2 separate regions of the Homo sapiens genome follow, and region 1 is linked to region 2. Evidence: chromatin contacts called from ENCODE Hi-C or POLR2A ChIA-PET data. All regions are on one chromosome and are shown on one strand. Each heading gives the region's core, a stretch centred on a gene start or an enhancer-like site at or near the end of the contact. The rest is flanking DNA. Distances are from core to core; before and after follow the strand shown.

What was found. A loop is a pair of places that touch in the nucleus more often than their neighbours do. ChIA-PET counts read pairs that join two places held with the same protein, here RNA polymerase II (POLR2A). Pooled maps may share reads with other maps.
Region 1: POLR2A ChIA-PET joins it to region 2 with 21 read pairs in BJ. The contact joins two enhancer-like sites. A Hi-C loop is called at or near these places in 1 of 50 pooled maps. POLR2A ChIA-PET finds 5 or more read pairs at or near these places in 3 of 52 experiments (BJ, OCI-LY7 and Panc1).

What each region holds. Positions count from the first base shown.
Region 1 is chr7:4,659,046-4,666,782 of GRCh38, reverse strand. No RefSeq gene overlaps it. Among named protein-coding and RNA genes, the nearest start is that of FOXK1, 19 kb to the left of the region's middle. RefSeq lists a silencer at 1,748-1,922. Within about 2 kb of position 4,707, at least 2 of the 41 ENCODE cell types and tissues checked have a DNase peak (open chromatin) inside an H3K27ac peak, as active enhancers do.
Region 2 is chr7:4,609,055-4,616,513 of GRCh38, reverse strand. No RefSeq gene overlaps it. Among named protein-coding and RNA genes, the nearest start is that of FOXK1, 70 kb to the left of the region's middle. Within about 2 kb of position 3,438, at least 15 of the 41 ENCODE cell types and tissues checked have a DNase peak (open chromatin) inside an H3K27ac peak, as active enhancers do.

The sequences.
Region 1 (7,737 bases), core at 3,458-5,957, 49 kb before region 2:
CCCTGTCTCACCAAAAAAAAAAAAAAAAAAAAAAAGAAAAAAGGAAAGAAAAAAAGGATACCTCCATCATCCTAAAAATTTTCTTCAATTGAAGTCAATCCTCACTCCAGCATCTGCTTTCTCCTTGACTATTTCTACTTTTTTTTTTTGAGATGGAATCTCACTCTGTCCCCAGGGTAGAGTGCAATGGCTGGATCTCAGCTCACTGCAACCGCCATCTTCCAGGTTCAAGCCATTCTCCAGCCTCCCGAGTAGCTGAGATTACAGGCGCCCACCGTCACGCCCAGCAAATTTTGGTAGAATTGGTAGAAATTTTGGTAAATTGGTAGAAAAGTAGAAATGGGCCAGGCTCATGCCTGTAATCCCAGCACTTCAGGTGTCTCATGCCTGTAATCACAGCACTTCAGGAGGCCGAGATAGGTGGATTGCTTGAGGTCAGGAGTTCAGGACTAGCCTGACCAACATGGTGAAACCCCATCTCTACTAAAAATACAAAAATTAGCTGGGTGTAGTAGCACATGCCTGTAATCCCAGCTACTCAGGAGGCTGAGGCAGGAGAATTGCTTGAACCTGGGACGCGGAGGTTGCAGTGAGCTGAGATCATGCCATTGCACTCCAGCCTGGGCAACAGAGTGAGAATCTGTCTCAAAAAAAATTTTTTTTTAAATAGTAAAAAATAAAAAAAAAAGAATAAATCCACGACTCGATGGACACATGGATTGCTTCCAGTTTTTGGCCCTATGAATAATGCAGTTGCTATGAACATTCATAGACTAGTCTTTGACGTGTGTTTTCATTTCTCTCCAGTTAGATTCCTAGGGATGGAATTGCTGGGTTACATACTAAGTATATGTTTACCTTTTGAAGAAATTACCAGACTGCTTTCCCAAGCGGCTGTGGAATTTGACATTCCCAAGAACAATGTATGAGGGTTCTTGTAATTGCTTTTAGTCTAGGCTTCCCTGTCCATTTCCTTTTCTTCCCCTTTCAAGAAACTGGGTCATTTGCTCATTAGAGTTTCCCACAGTCTGACTTTTGCTGATTGCATCATGGTGGTTAAGTTCATCTGAACTCAAATTTTAAAAAATGGATTTCTGACTGCTTACTCAGATATATACATACAACAATATAAAAGTAGATCAGTAAATGAGAAAACAGAAAAACAGAGAAATACTGATCAAAAACGTAAGACTAAGCCATGCATATAGTGAGTACACAAAATACAAACCGTAAAGTTTAATGTAGTTGGGAGAGACGGATTCCAGTTTTGGTTCTGAGCTAACTAGCAGCCCAAACAAGGAAGGATACATGCTCACTTATGAGGTTAACTCTCCGTAAGATAAAAACAAGCTGATTGCTAAGTGGAAGCTACTTTTTTTTCCTGGCAGAGACCAAATAAAAATTTGTTTTTCCTTTTTTAATTTTAATTAGTTAATTAATTAATTTTTTTTTTGAGGTAGAAGTCTCGCTCTGTTGCCTAGGCTGGAGTACAGTGGAGCGATCTCGGCTCACCGCAACTTCCACCTCCCAGGTTCAAGTGATTCTCCTGCATCAGCCTTTCGAGTAGCTGGGATTACAGGCACGCACCACCACGCCCGGCTAATTTTTGTATTTTTACTACAGACGGGGTTTCACTATGTTGGCCAGGCTGGTCTCAAACTCCTGACTTTGTGATCCACCTGACTTGGCCTCCCAGAGTGCTGGGATTACAGGCATGAGCCACCTCACCTGACCTAATTTAATTTTTAATAATAGAGGCAGGGTCTTGCTATGTTGCCCATGCTGGTCTTGAACTCCTTGGCTCAAGCAATTTTCCCCTCTGAACCTGCCAAAGTGCTGGGATTACAGGGATGAGCCACCGTGCCTGGCCAAAAGAAAAATTTGAATCATTATTCCTGCTTCTTTATTGAGGATGTGGGAGGAACTCATGGGAAAGACACCCCCATTGGTGACCAGACCAATGCACAGTGATGTTTGTTGAGAGACTTCAGCAGTGGAAATGGCAGTTGGTTTCTTTGGGATCTGATGAAAGAACCTAAAAAGTCGGGCTTCCGATTCCACGTCAAAGAAGGCAATTTTATTTATTGTATTTTATTTATTTTTTGAGATGGAGTCTTGCTCTGTCACCCAGGCTGGAGTGCAGTGGCACGATCTTGGCTCACTGCAACCCCTGCCTCCTGGATTCAAGAGATTCTCCTGCCTCAGCCTCCCAAGTAGCTGGGATTACAGGCACCCACCTCCACACTTGGCCAATTTTTGTATTTTTAGTAGAGACAAAGTTTCACCATGTTGGCCAGGCTGGTCTCGAACTGCTAACCTTAAGGGATCCACCCGCCTCGGCCTCCCAAAGTGCTGGGATTACAGGCGTGAGCCACTGCACCTGGCTACAGTGGCATATTATTTGGCAATTAACAGGATTGAAGTTCTGATGCATGCTACAGTATGAATGAACCTTGAAAATATTATGCTAAGTGAAGTAAGCCAATCACAAAGGACCACCTAGTGTGTGGTTCCATTTATGTGAAATGTCCAGAACAGGCAAATCCATAGAGACAGCAGATTAGTGGTTTCTTAGGGCTGGCTGGGATGGGGATGTGGGAGACGAAGGTGATAACTAAAGAGCGAGGAATTTCCTTTTGGTATAATGAAAACGTTGTAAGGCTAGGCATGGTGGCTCACGCCTGTAATCCAGCACTTTACGGGGCTGAGGCGGGCAGATTGCTTGAGTCGAGGAGTTCGAGACCAGCCCGGGTGACATGGCGAGACCCTCATCTCTAGAAAAATTAGCCGAGCCTGGTGGTGCTCACCTGTAGTCCTATTTACTTGGGACGCTGAAGCAGGAGGATCGCTTCAGCCCAGGAGGCGGAGGTTGCAGTGAGCCATGATCATACCGCCGCACTCCAGCTTGGGCGACAGAGTGAGACTCTGTCTCAACAACAACAAAAAAGAAAATGTTCTAAAATAAACTGTGTTGATGGATGCGCAGATCTGTGAATATACCAAAAGCCAATGCATTGTATATTTAAAATGGGTGATTTACATGATATGCGCATGTTGTCTCAGCTGTTAAAAGTTAGCAAAAATTTTGTAGGAACTAAATTCAGTGAAGCATAAGTTAAACCAACTTATTGGAATCATCTTTCTAGGTAAAGTCTGATTCATATGTTTTTTTTTTCCCCCACAAATCTCACAAAATTTCACAGAATTAAAACGTTTTGGTTTCCATTTTAAGTGGATTCATGGTAAGCAGCTTTTTAATGTAGATCGTAAGGTCCTGCCGTTTGTCACATCCTCTTACCCTGAAGTGACAAATAGCCACGTGTTTGAGAGGTGTGAGAACAGTGATAAGGAAGTCAGACCCTTCTCCAAAGAAACCAGTTTCCACGCATGGTGGCTCACACCTGTAATCCCAGCACTTTGGGCGGCCGAAGCCATAGGATTGCTTGAGGCCAGGAGTTCAAGATCAGCCTGGGCAACATAGGGAGAGCTCCGTCTCTTTTGTTTTGTTTTGTTTTTGGAGACAGAGTCTCACTCTGTTGCCCAGGCTGAAGTGCAGTGGTGTGATCTCGGCTCACTGCAACCTCTGCCTCCCGGGTTCAAATGACTCTTGTGCCTCAGCCTCCTGAGTAGCTGGGATTACAGGTGCATGCCACCCCTCCCAGCTAATTTTTGTATTTTTAGTAGAGATGGGGTTTTGCCATGTTGGCCAGACTGTTCTCATACCCCTGACCTCAAGTGATTCGCCTGCCTTGGCCTCCCAAAGTGCTGGGATACAGGTGTGAGCCACCGCGCCCGGCCAGACCCCTGAGTTTTAACTGTAGCTCCAACACTTACTAACTGCAAACCCTGGTCAAGTCACTTCATCTCCACGCGTGCCTCAGTTTCCCCACTTTATGTGAATCTGCAGTCTAACTGGGAGTTATATGTGTAAAAACTTGGTGCAGTGCTGTGAATATAAGCACAGTCTCAATGTATGCAGCTTATAATTAGGTTGAACCAGATACAACTGCCATTCAAATATGGTCAAATGTGAGGGCCGGGCATGGTGGCTCACACCTGTAATCTCAGCACTTTGGGAGGTTGAGGCGAGTGGATCACCTGAAGTCAGGAGATGGAGACCAGACAGGCCAACGTGGTGAAACCTTGTCTCTACTAAAATTACAAAAAAAATTAGCCGGGTATGGTGGCGGGCACCTGTAATCCCAGCTACTCGGTAGGCTGAGGCAGGAGAATCGCTTGAACTGGGAGGTGGAGGTTGCAGTGGGCCGAGATGGAACCACTGCACTCCAGCCTGGGCAACAGAGCGAGACTCCATCTCAAAAAAAAAAAAAAAAAAAAAAAAGGTCACATGTGGTTAATTGTCATTACTTTCATATGGCTCAACCTAAAATTATAATCAAAGCTGAAGTAAAAAAAAAACCAAGTGTGGGAGTTTAATTACAAATCTTCAGAGCTCTGAACAGGAAAGAAGGAATTACATGGAGACAAGGAGAGACAATGAAATTGGACATTAGTGAATTACATGCAAGATGTAGGAACTGCTTGTTTCTCATGCTACTCTAAATATATATATTCACATGTTCACTGTTTTGAAGTGAGAGGAAAGGAAAGAGGAAACGTAGCTTCCAACATCTATGAGGAAATTCGTATCCTAGAGAAGGAAATGGAATTTGAGAAGCCCTGGCTTCCAGCCCGTTGTTCGGCCGTTTATAAAAATTGTGGCTGTACTAAACATACACGGTGCTGTGGTGACTGAAAGCAGATGAGATGCAGCCTATTTTGTGTGTACCTTGCAGATATGCAGCCTCCAATGATGATGTGTTATGGGGAGGTCACAAAATATACGTGAAATCTACAAGGCCGAGCAGCCCTTGGCTGATACCTATTGATCATATTTTTCCCTCTGCAGTTTATCGTATTCATGATTCAAAGGAACAAACCAAGCTGGCCAAGAGAGTCTTCCAAAGTTAGTAAAAAAGATTCAATCTGTGAGACATAAGTTTGCCTCCCTCTTTTTATGTATATTAATGCCATACTGCCGAAGCACCTGGCTGTTGAAATGAAAGTGAGCCAGCATATGGATTTAACAGATTTGGAATCCTCCCAAACAAGCATTTTCTTACCAAGTCAATAAGAGTAAATGCAGGTACCAAAGGGAACCTAGAATAAAGACATCTAGGATAAAACAATACTTAATGCTTGAGAAAAAAAAACCAGATAAACACCAAATAAAAAAAGAGTACAGGACACAGGATTCTTGAACCCATCACAAAACTAAAACAATTTTTAAAAATTGCAATGGGGTCTTGCTATGTTTTCCAGGCTGGTCTTGTTTTGTTTTTTAAATTGAGATGGGGTCTTGCTACGTTGTCCAGGCTGGTCTCAAACTCCTGAGCTCAAGTGATCTGCCCACCGTGGCCTCTCAAAATGATGGGATTACAGGTGTGAGCCACCATGCCCAGCCAAAACTAAAATCTGCGCTAAAGTGTGTGTGTGTGTGTGTGTGTGTGTGTGTGTGTGTGTGTGTGTGTGAGACAGAGTCTCACTCTGTTACCCAGGATGGAGTTCAGTGACACGATCTCGGCTCACCGCAACCTTTGCCTCCTGGGCTCAAGCAAGTGGGACTACAGGCACATTCCACCATGCTCTGCCAATTTTTGTATTGGTTTTAGAGGCAGAGTTTTGCCATGTTGCCCAGGCTGGTCTCAAACTCCTGAGCTCAAGCAATCTACCCACCCCGGCCTCCCAAAATGCTGGGATTACAGGCGCAAGCCACCGCCCCCGGCCCAAAACTAAAATCTTACAACCAAAATTCCCACTAAGAAAGAGCCAAACATGACTGCAAACACAGAAATAAAAATAGTGCATATGTAAAATAGCCATGGTTCTATTTGGTGACCATTTTCACCCAGTAACTGGCCAAGACATGGTGGGAAGGTTTCCTGCATAAACCTCTCACCTTTGGAATATAATTAGTCATTGAAGATTGAAAATGCTAACATATGGAAATGGTTTTATTTCTTGGGTGCCAGAAATGAGTTTGAAAGAGAGAAACAGGCAGTGTATCCTATGGGGGCCACCAGCAGAAGACCTGGCTTCTTGTCACATCTCTAATGATAGCCATGTGATCTCAGGCAATGTTGCGGGGTGGTTAATGATTGCTATCTGGAGTTAAAGGGCAGGACCACCAGCTGCCTTTCCAATATCCATTCTGCCCTTCCTTCTAATTAACAGGACTCTGTTTTTGACTGGGGTGATAATGAGCCCTGCTAAAAACCTACATCTACGTATCCCAGCCTTCCTTGAAGCCAGAGGTGAGCAAAGTGACCATAGAAATAGCTACAGTCAATGTGTTTAAGCAGAAGTCACAGAGTTTAGGGTGACCAACTCATCCCTGTTTGCCCAGACTTTCTTGGTTTCAGCCACAAAAGTCCTGCATCCTGGGGAACTCTTCAGTCCTGCACAATCAGGGACAACTGGTCATCCCAGCGGAAAGCTCTTTGAAAGGGGCATATGTGGCTCTCAAACACCATTTCCCTCTCTTACTGCATGGGATGTCGGCTTAATGCTGGAGGTGACTATGAAGCAACAAGCATGAACTCAAGAGCCACCAAGTTATTTTAACAGAAAGAACTTGATCTAAAGAACCATTAGCTAGGTATAAAATTGTGACCTCTGTAACTGACACAGTAAAAACAGAATTCTAAATGTATCTTGGAGGTAGCAACTGGATGAAGTAGCTATTACCTGGTAGGGATGAGTGGAGGGAAGGCACCATGTGAAGAGGTTGGAATTATTGAAATTTAGGAACTTAGGGAAGCTGAAACTCTGATTTCTGAAGAGTGGGCTGGCAGGTGCTGGTGATGGTGAAGGGTCACAATGAGGCTATTTTTGTGAAGTGTTGGAAAAATGGCAGGCAGGATTTAGCTGCTGCTGCCAAAGGAAATGATGGTGCAAGGGTGAAGAAGTTTTGCTGGGAACCTTAAAAAGGGGCAGGAAACAGGTGGAGACCCAAAGGGGAGAAACAGGAAGGAGGAAATTCTTCCTTCCTGTTCCAGCCTTGAAGTCTTTCTCTGGCGCCACCTATGGCAAGAGCCTGAGAAGGAGCCTGCTGGGTAAAGGGAAAAGGGTGCTGAAGATCCCAGCCCCAACATCACAAAGCCTATTCCCAAAAGGGTCACAACTTAATAACTGGCATGTGTTCTCTCCCTTTTCCCTGAGAGGAAAATGCTATGCCAATGACTTTGATTATCGTTTCCTTGCCTTTCCTTAGACTTTTAGCACACACGCATGCAACCCTAAATAATGTGGTTTGATTTGAGCTCTTTTTATTTTTATTTATTATTATTTTGAGACATGTTCTCACTCTGTTGCCCAGGCTGGAGTGCAGTGGCACAATCTTGGCTCACTGCAACCTCCGTCTTTCAGGTTCAAGTGATTCTCCTGCCTCAGCCTCCTGAGTAGCTGGGATTACAGGCACGTGCCACCACGCCCAGCTAATTTTTGTATTTTTAGTAGAGACAGGGTTTCACCATGTTGGTCAGGGCTGATCTCGAACTCCTGACCTCGTGATCCACCCGCCTCGGCCTCCCAAAGTGCTGGGATTACAGGCGTGAGCTACTGCCCCCAGCCAGCTCTTTTTGTTTTTATGATTGGGTTCCTATTGTGTATGGTCTTTTATCTTTGGGCTTTGGGAATTGTTTGGAGATGCATCTATATTTTGATCCTAGCTACAGT
Region 2 (7,459 bases), core at 2,189-4,688:
AGTGTACAATTCAGTAGTTTTTAGTATATTTACAAAATTGTGCTGTCACTGCTGTTTAATTCCAGGACATTTTTTCTTATTCTAAAAATAACGCCACGCCCATGAGCAATCACTTCCCATTCTTCCCTTCCCTCCAGCCCCTATAATCTACTTTTTGTCTCTATGGATTTGCCTGTTCAGCCTATTTCCCATAAGTGGAATTGTACAATAGTGGCCTTTTGTGTCTGGCATCATTCATTTAGCATGACGTTTTCGAGTTTGATCTGTGCCGTAGCATGTATCAGAATTTCATTCCCTTTTATGACTGAACAACCTTCCATTGTATGGAATACCACCACTTATTTGTCTATCCATTGGTATCAGTTGGACTGTGTTTCCCACCAAAGCAAACTTTGCAGTCCTAGCCCCCAGAATCTGTGATTGGGACCTTATTTGCAAATGGAGTTGTTGCAGTTGTCATTGGTTAAGATGAAGTCCCCCTAGAGGGAGGTGAACCTTTAATCCATCATGACTGATGTCCATACAAGATGTACAGAGAAAAGACAAGAGGCCATGTGATAAGAGAGGCAGAGGTTGGAGTCATGCAGCCACGCGCCAAGGCCAGGAAGGTCCTCTCCTACAGGGTCAGGGTGAGCAGGGCCCTGCCAACACCTTGGTTTCAGGCGTCTAGCCTCTGGAACTGTGAAGCAATGCATCTCTATTGTTTTTTTTTTTTTTTGAGACAAAGTCTCATTCTGTTGCCCAGGCTGGAGTGCAGTGGTGTGATTATAGCTTACTGCAGCCTCCACCTCCTGGGCTCAAGCGGTCCTCCATCTCAGCCACCTGACTAGTTGCCACCACAGGCATGTGCCACCATGCCCAGCTAATTACAATTTTTTTTTTTTCTGTAGAGACAGGGTCTTGTTATGCTGCCTAGGCTGCTCTCGAACTCCTGGCCTCAAGCGATCCTCCTGGTGGAGCCCTCAACCAAGTGTTGGGGTGACAGGTGTGAGCCACCGTGCCCAGTTGCATTTAGTAATAATAATATTATTACTTTTATTATTTTTGAGACAGAGTCTCGCTCTGTCACCCAGGCTGCAGTGCAGTGGCCCAATTTCAGCTCACTGCAACCTCCGCCTCCCAGATTCAAGCGATTCTCCTGCTTCAGCCTCCCAAGTAGCTGGGACTACAAGTGAGTGCCACCACATCTGGCTAATTTTTGTATTTTCAGTAGACATGGGGTCTCACCATACTGGCCAGGCTGGTCTTAAACTTCTGACCTCAAATGATCCACCCACCTAGGCCTCCCAAAGTGCTGGGATTACAGTTGTGAGCCACCATACCTGGCCTAATATTATTGGACAATTCTCACTCTAGTCCTGAGAGGTTGGCGTTCTTGTGTCCATTGCACAGATGGGACATTTGGAGGGCAGAGAGGGCCAGTGGCCTATCCCAGGGCGCGTGGTTAGTGAGTGGCAGAGCTCCCAGGTCTTTGAGCTCCCAGACCTTCCCAGGTCTTTGAGCTCCCAGAGCTTCCACCTGCTCTACTGCATAGCAGACTTGATTCCAGGAGAAGAAAATCTATCTTCCGCTTCAAACTAAGGGAAGACCACTGGAACTTAGATTAGTTTATTTAAAATCAAGGTTCAGGCTGGCGCAGTGGCTCACGCCTGTAATTCCAACACTTTGGGAGGCCGAGGCGAGTGGATCACCTGAGGTCAGGAGTTCGAGACCATCCTGGCCAACACAGTGAAACGTAGTCTCTACTAAAATGCAAAAATTAGCCGGGTGTGGTGGCAGGCACCTGTAGTCCCAGCCACTCAGAAGCCCGAGGCAGGAGAATCACTTGAACCTGGGAGGTGGAGGTTATAGTGAGACAAGATCATGCCACTATACTCCAGCCTGGGTGACAGAGTGAGACTCTGTCTCAAAAATAAAAAATTAAAATAAAACAAAATCAAGGTTCAGAAACACATGGGTTAAGAAGGTTTTTCTGGTTGGGTGTAGTGGCTCATGTCTGTAATGCCAGAACTTCAGGAAGCCGAGGCGGGTGAATAACGTGAGTCCAGGAGTTTGAGACCCGCCTGGGCAACATGGTGAAACCTGGTCTCTACAAAAAAAAAAAAAAAAAAAAAAAAAAAAAAAAAATTAGCCAGGCGTGGTGGTGCATGCCTGTGGTCCCAGCTACTGGGGCTGGGGGGCTGAGGTGGGAGGATCACTTGAGCCCAGGAGGTCAAGGCTGCAGTGAGCTATGATTGCACCACTGCACTCCAGCCTGGGCCACAAAGCCAGACCCTGTCTCAAAAAAATAAAAAAGAAGGCTATTCTGGGAACAGGCTTGTCTGCTGGTGGGTGCCGTCCTGATGTTGGCCATCCTAGACAGTGCATCTCGAGTTCCAAGCTACGGATGTGGGCATGAGCCCTGGAGTGTGGCCTGTGTCTGTCTGTGAACTGAAATAAAACATTGCAACCCGAGTCATAGCCAATCCTGGAAATGATGATGACTGCTTGCAAACACGTTGCAAGCCTCTTGCTTGTGCTTGCAGAAACTTGATACACAGGCCTGTGTGCGGGAGGCGGGAGGCCCGGGCCATTTGGGTCTCCCGTTTCTGAATCTGAAAAATGCTAGAATCCATTTTCCCCTCGGTTTTAGGTCAGGTTCCCCAGAAGCAAACTCTGTGGTAAGGAATTGTGTGCAAGCCACGTAGGAATGCCGTGGTCCCGGGAGGTCTGGAAGGGAGTAGGAGGAGGGGACCCAGGAGCCAAGCCAGAGTAAGGTCCTTTGGCAAAATCCCCCTGGGGTGGCTTTGGCCCAATCCTGCAGGAAGGCACTGCAGCGTAAGTTATGCCCCAGGGTCTGTCCAGACTCAGGCAAAGGGAGCGGGGCTTTCACTTTCTGGAATCTGCTCGCCATTGGCTAAGAGCTGGCTGGGGGGACAGGAACCCCAGGCACCTCTCAATTTCTGCTTGCATAGGCAGAACAGCTCCACAGGGGCCGAGTGTGAGAGACAAAGCACCCGGGAGCAAGGGGAGGAGGAAAAGAGTCGTGAGATCTGCAGGGAGCTCAGATGGTCTCTGCACAGTCATTCTCACCGGCACTTGTGGACATCGAGTCTACGATAACTTCATAGTCTCTCCTGCCTGTGCTCAGGACTCCTCGATGTCTCCATTTCTGAACTGGTGGGGGGTTGGAGGGCTGCTCTTCCTGCTGGAATCATAAATCAACATTGTCAGGTGCCAACGTGATGATAAATTGTTGGATGATATGCTGATAACGCATAGCGTTTTCATTTCCTCGGAAAAACAAGGCCAAAGACACTTTCGAATTGCAAATGCCAGCCCCGTTACAGGGGCGGCTGCAAGGAAGGATTTCTGGTCAGCAGATATGGGAAGTCGGCCCGAGAACACAGGCAAAGGAAGTGGGTTTCCTCTGCAGGAATGCAAAGTCACCAACTCCAGGCAGTCCTGGAATGAACCTTACACCTAGAGGCGGCGATGCTTGAATGCGGTGGTTTTCTCTCCCTGCCCTCTTCCTTCTTTCTGTCTAACACACACATATGTAATTGTCTTTTGAGATGTGTATTGGAGTATAGCATGTAGACAGAAAAACGTGCAAAGCAGGACTGTGAAAGGATGAAAGTGAACTCACCCACGTGCCTACCGCTCAGGTCAAGAAACAGAACCTCCCTAGCCCCTTAGAACAGCAGTCCCTAAGCTTTTTGGAACCAGGGACCAGTTTCGTGGAAGATAATTTCTCCGTGGGCCCGGGTCGGGGAGATGGTTTTGAGATGATTCAAGCAGATTACATTTATTGTGCATTATATTTCTATTATTATTACATTATAACATAGAATGAAATAATTCTACAACTTTCATAATGTAGAATCAGTGGGAACCCTGAGCCTGTTTTCCTGCAACTAGAGGGTCCTGTCTGGGGGCGATGAGAGACAGTGGCAGATCATCAGGCATTAGATTCTCATAAGGAGCAAACAACCTAGATCCCTCGCATGCGCGGTTCACAATAGGGTTTGCGCAGTTGATCTGACAGGAGACGGAGCTCAGGCGGTAATGCGAGCGATGGGGAGTGGCTGTAAATACAGATGAAACTTCACCTTCCTGCCCGCTGCTCACTTCCTGCTGAACCTCCCGGTTCCTAACAGGCCAAGAAGTGGTACTGGTACCAGGAGTTGCCTTAGCACGTTCCCTTGTGTCTATTTTTTTTTTTTTGAGATGGAGTCTCACTCTATTGCCCAGTCTGGAGTGCCGTGGTATGATCTTGGCTCACTGCAGCCTCCACTTCCTGGGTTCAAGCGATTCTCTTGCCTCAGCCTCCTGCGTAGCTGGGATTACAGGCGTGTGTTACGATGCCCGGCTAATTTTTTTTTTTTTTTAATTTTTAGTAGAGACGGGGTTTTGCCACGTTGGCCAGGCTGGTCTCGAACTCCTGACTTGCCTCAACCTCTCAAAGTGCTGGGATTACAGGTGTGAGCCCCTGTGCCTGGCCCCTTGTGTCTCTTTTCAGCCACTACCCATTTACCTCTAAGGGAAACTGCTATCGCAACATCAAACACCAGAGATTAGCTTTGCCTGCTGTTTACGCTTTATGGAAACAAAATCACATGGGATGTTCTCTTCACTGACTTAAGGTGACTTTTATGAGATTTGTCCTCATATATTACTATGCATAGTAGCAGTTGGTGCGTTTGCACAGCGGAATATATTTCCCATGTGAATATAGCACAAGTTACCCTTTCCGTTACTGATGGACAGTGGAGCTCATTGCAGTGTGGGCCATTGCAGACAGTGTGCCTATGAATGGTCTGGAACATGTTTTGGGTACACCCGGTATGGGTGCTGCTGGATATACACCGAGTGGAATTGCTGGGTCATGAATGTTTGTATGTTCAACTTGATTAAGGGCTGCCGAAAAGTTCCGAATGGAGGTGTACCTACTTAACCTCTACCAGCAATGTAGGGACCCCGGTTCCTCTCCAACCTCACCAATGCTTGCTATTTGGAACTTCCATTTTTATAACTCAAAAGAGTAGGATCATTAATTTCAATACTCCCCACCTTCAGGGCTGCTGCTACGTTTACAAATTTTTTATTTTTTTTGAGACAGGGTCTTGCTCTGTTGTCCAGGCTGTAGTGCAGTGGCGTGATCATAGCTTACTGCAGCCTCCACCTCCTAGACTCAAGTGATTCTCCTGCCTCAGCCTTTCAAGTAGCAGGGACCACAGGTATGCAATACCATGCCTGGCTAATTTTTAAAATTTTTTTAGAGACAGGGTCTTACTATGTTGCCCAGGCTGGTCTTGAACTCCTGAGCTGAAGTGATCTTCCTTCCTCGTACTCCCAAAGTGCTGGGATTACAGGTGTGAGCCACCACACCTGGCCTGCTGTTAATTCTTGTAACACCTTTGTGTGGATTAAAGAAGGACAGATTATTCCAACTGCTGAACATTTTTGTGACGTGCCATGGAGCATGACATGTGACTGCCCTCTGCTGGAAAACTGGGGAAATTCTTAGTACAAATCTTAGATGCCTAAGAGGACACCTCTTAGGTGTGGTGCCCTTGGGCAGTGCACACTCTAGACGACCATGCATGGTGACCCTGGCTGTTCTCTACTCTTGTCAACACATACTGGAGGTAACGGCGAGGACTGCGGTGGAGGAAGCCCAGTGAAAGTTCACAAAATGGTGGTCCAGGGTTGAATCTGGCCTGCAGTTATGTTTTATTTGACTCACAGTGTTAACAAAAAATATTGGGCCAACATTTTAAAACTAGAGGATGGTGGTTGCCTAAAAACACAGAAAAATTGGCCGGGTGCCGTGGCTCACTCCTGTAATCCCAGCACTTTGGGAGGCCGAGGCGGGCAGATCACCAGAGGTCAGGAGTTCGAGACCTACCTCAACATGGAGAAACACCGTCTCTACTAAAAATACAAAATTAGCCGGGCGTGGTGGTGCATGCCTGTAATCCCAGCTACTCAGGAGGCTGAGGCAGGAGAATTGCTTGAACCTGGGAGGTGGAGGTTGCAGTGAGCCGAGACCGTGTCATTGGACTCCAGCCTGGGCAACAAGTAAGAAATTCCATCTCATAAAAAAAAAAGAAAAAAAAAAAAAAGAAAAATCAGAAAAACCAGAGGCAGAACTAAAGAAATTGGGCCGCCATCCCCAAATTTATATATGTATATAAAATATATATTTTATAATTTTAATTTTTTGAGACAGGGTCTTGCTCTGTCAGCCTGGAGTGTGGTGGCACGATCAGAGCTCACTGCAGCCTCAGCCTCCTGGGCTCAAGTGATTCTCCCACCTCAGCCTCCCAAGTGGCTGGGACTACAGGTGCACACCACCACACCCAGCTAATTCTTCTTCTTCTTCTTCCTTTTTTTTTTTTGAGACAGAGTCTCACTCTGTTACCCAGGCTGGAGTGCAGTGGTGCAATCTGGGCTCACTGCAACCTCTACTCCCGGGTTCAAGTGATTCTCGTGCCTCAGCCTCCCAAGTAGCTGGAGTTACAGGAGTGTACCACCATACCCAGCTAATTTTTGTATTTTTAGCAGAGACGAGATTTTGGCATGTTGCTCAGGCTGGTCTCAAACTCCTGGCCTCAAGTGACCTGCCTGCCTCAGCCTCCCAAAGTGCTGCAATTATAGGTGTGAACCACCGCGCCTGGCCGACTGGCTAATTACAAAATTATTTTTGGTAGAGACAGGATCTCATTATGTTGCCAGGCTGGTCTCAAACTCCTGACCTCAAGTGATCCTCCTGCCTCAGCCTCCCAAAGTGTTGGGATTAGAGGCATGAACCACCGCGCCCGGCCCCCATATTAAAATACAGAGCCTGATCTACACATGTGTCCCCAGTTAGCCTCAGTCTCCACCACTCTCTATTGTCTTCCATCCCCAATGCCTCTGTCAAGAACAATAGCAAAAGTACAACATGAGGACAGTGCAGCACCAGCCCCCCTGCCCCCACCCTGGCCCCGCCACCAGTCTCTTAACCTGTTGGTGGTACTGGCCTTGCGCTATAGGCATGAACATTTGTGATCGCCGGTCTTGACATTGATCAGGGACAAAAACAAAAACAAAACCAAAAAACCCCCCAAAAAACAAAAAAAACAAAAACTCAAAGCGATCATTCAATTGCAAAATAAAGTAACTCCTGCCTGTTTTGTGCTGGAGTGAGACATTCAGCTGATGAGATTCTGCGGAAGCGCAGCAGTGAAACAGCATGGAAGAACCGACATGACACATTCTGTTTTTATTTAAGGGACCTTTACCCATCCTTGCATGTAGGCTAGGATAATTTCATTTCTACATTTATTTATATTTATTATTATTAGTTTTTGAGACAGAGCCTTGCTCTGTGGCCCAGGCTGGAGTGCGGTGGTGCCACCATGGCTCACTGCAGCCTCCACCTCCCCGGCTCAAACCATCCTTCTGCCTTAGCCTCCCAAGTAGCTGGGACTAT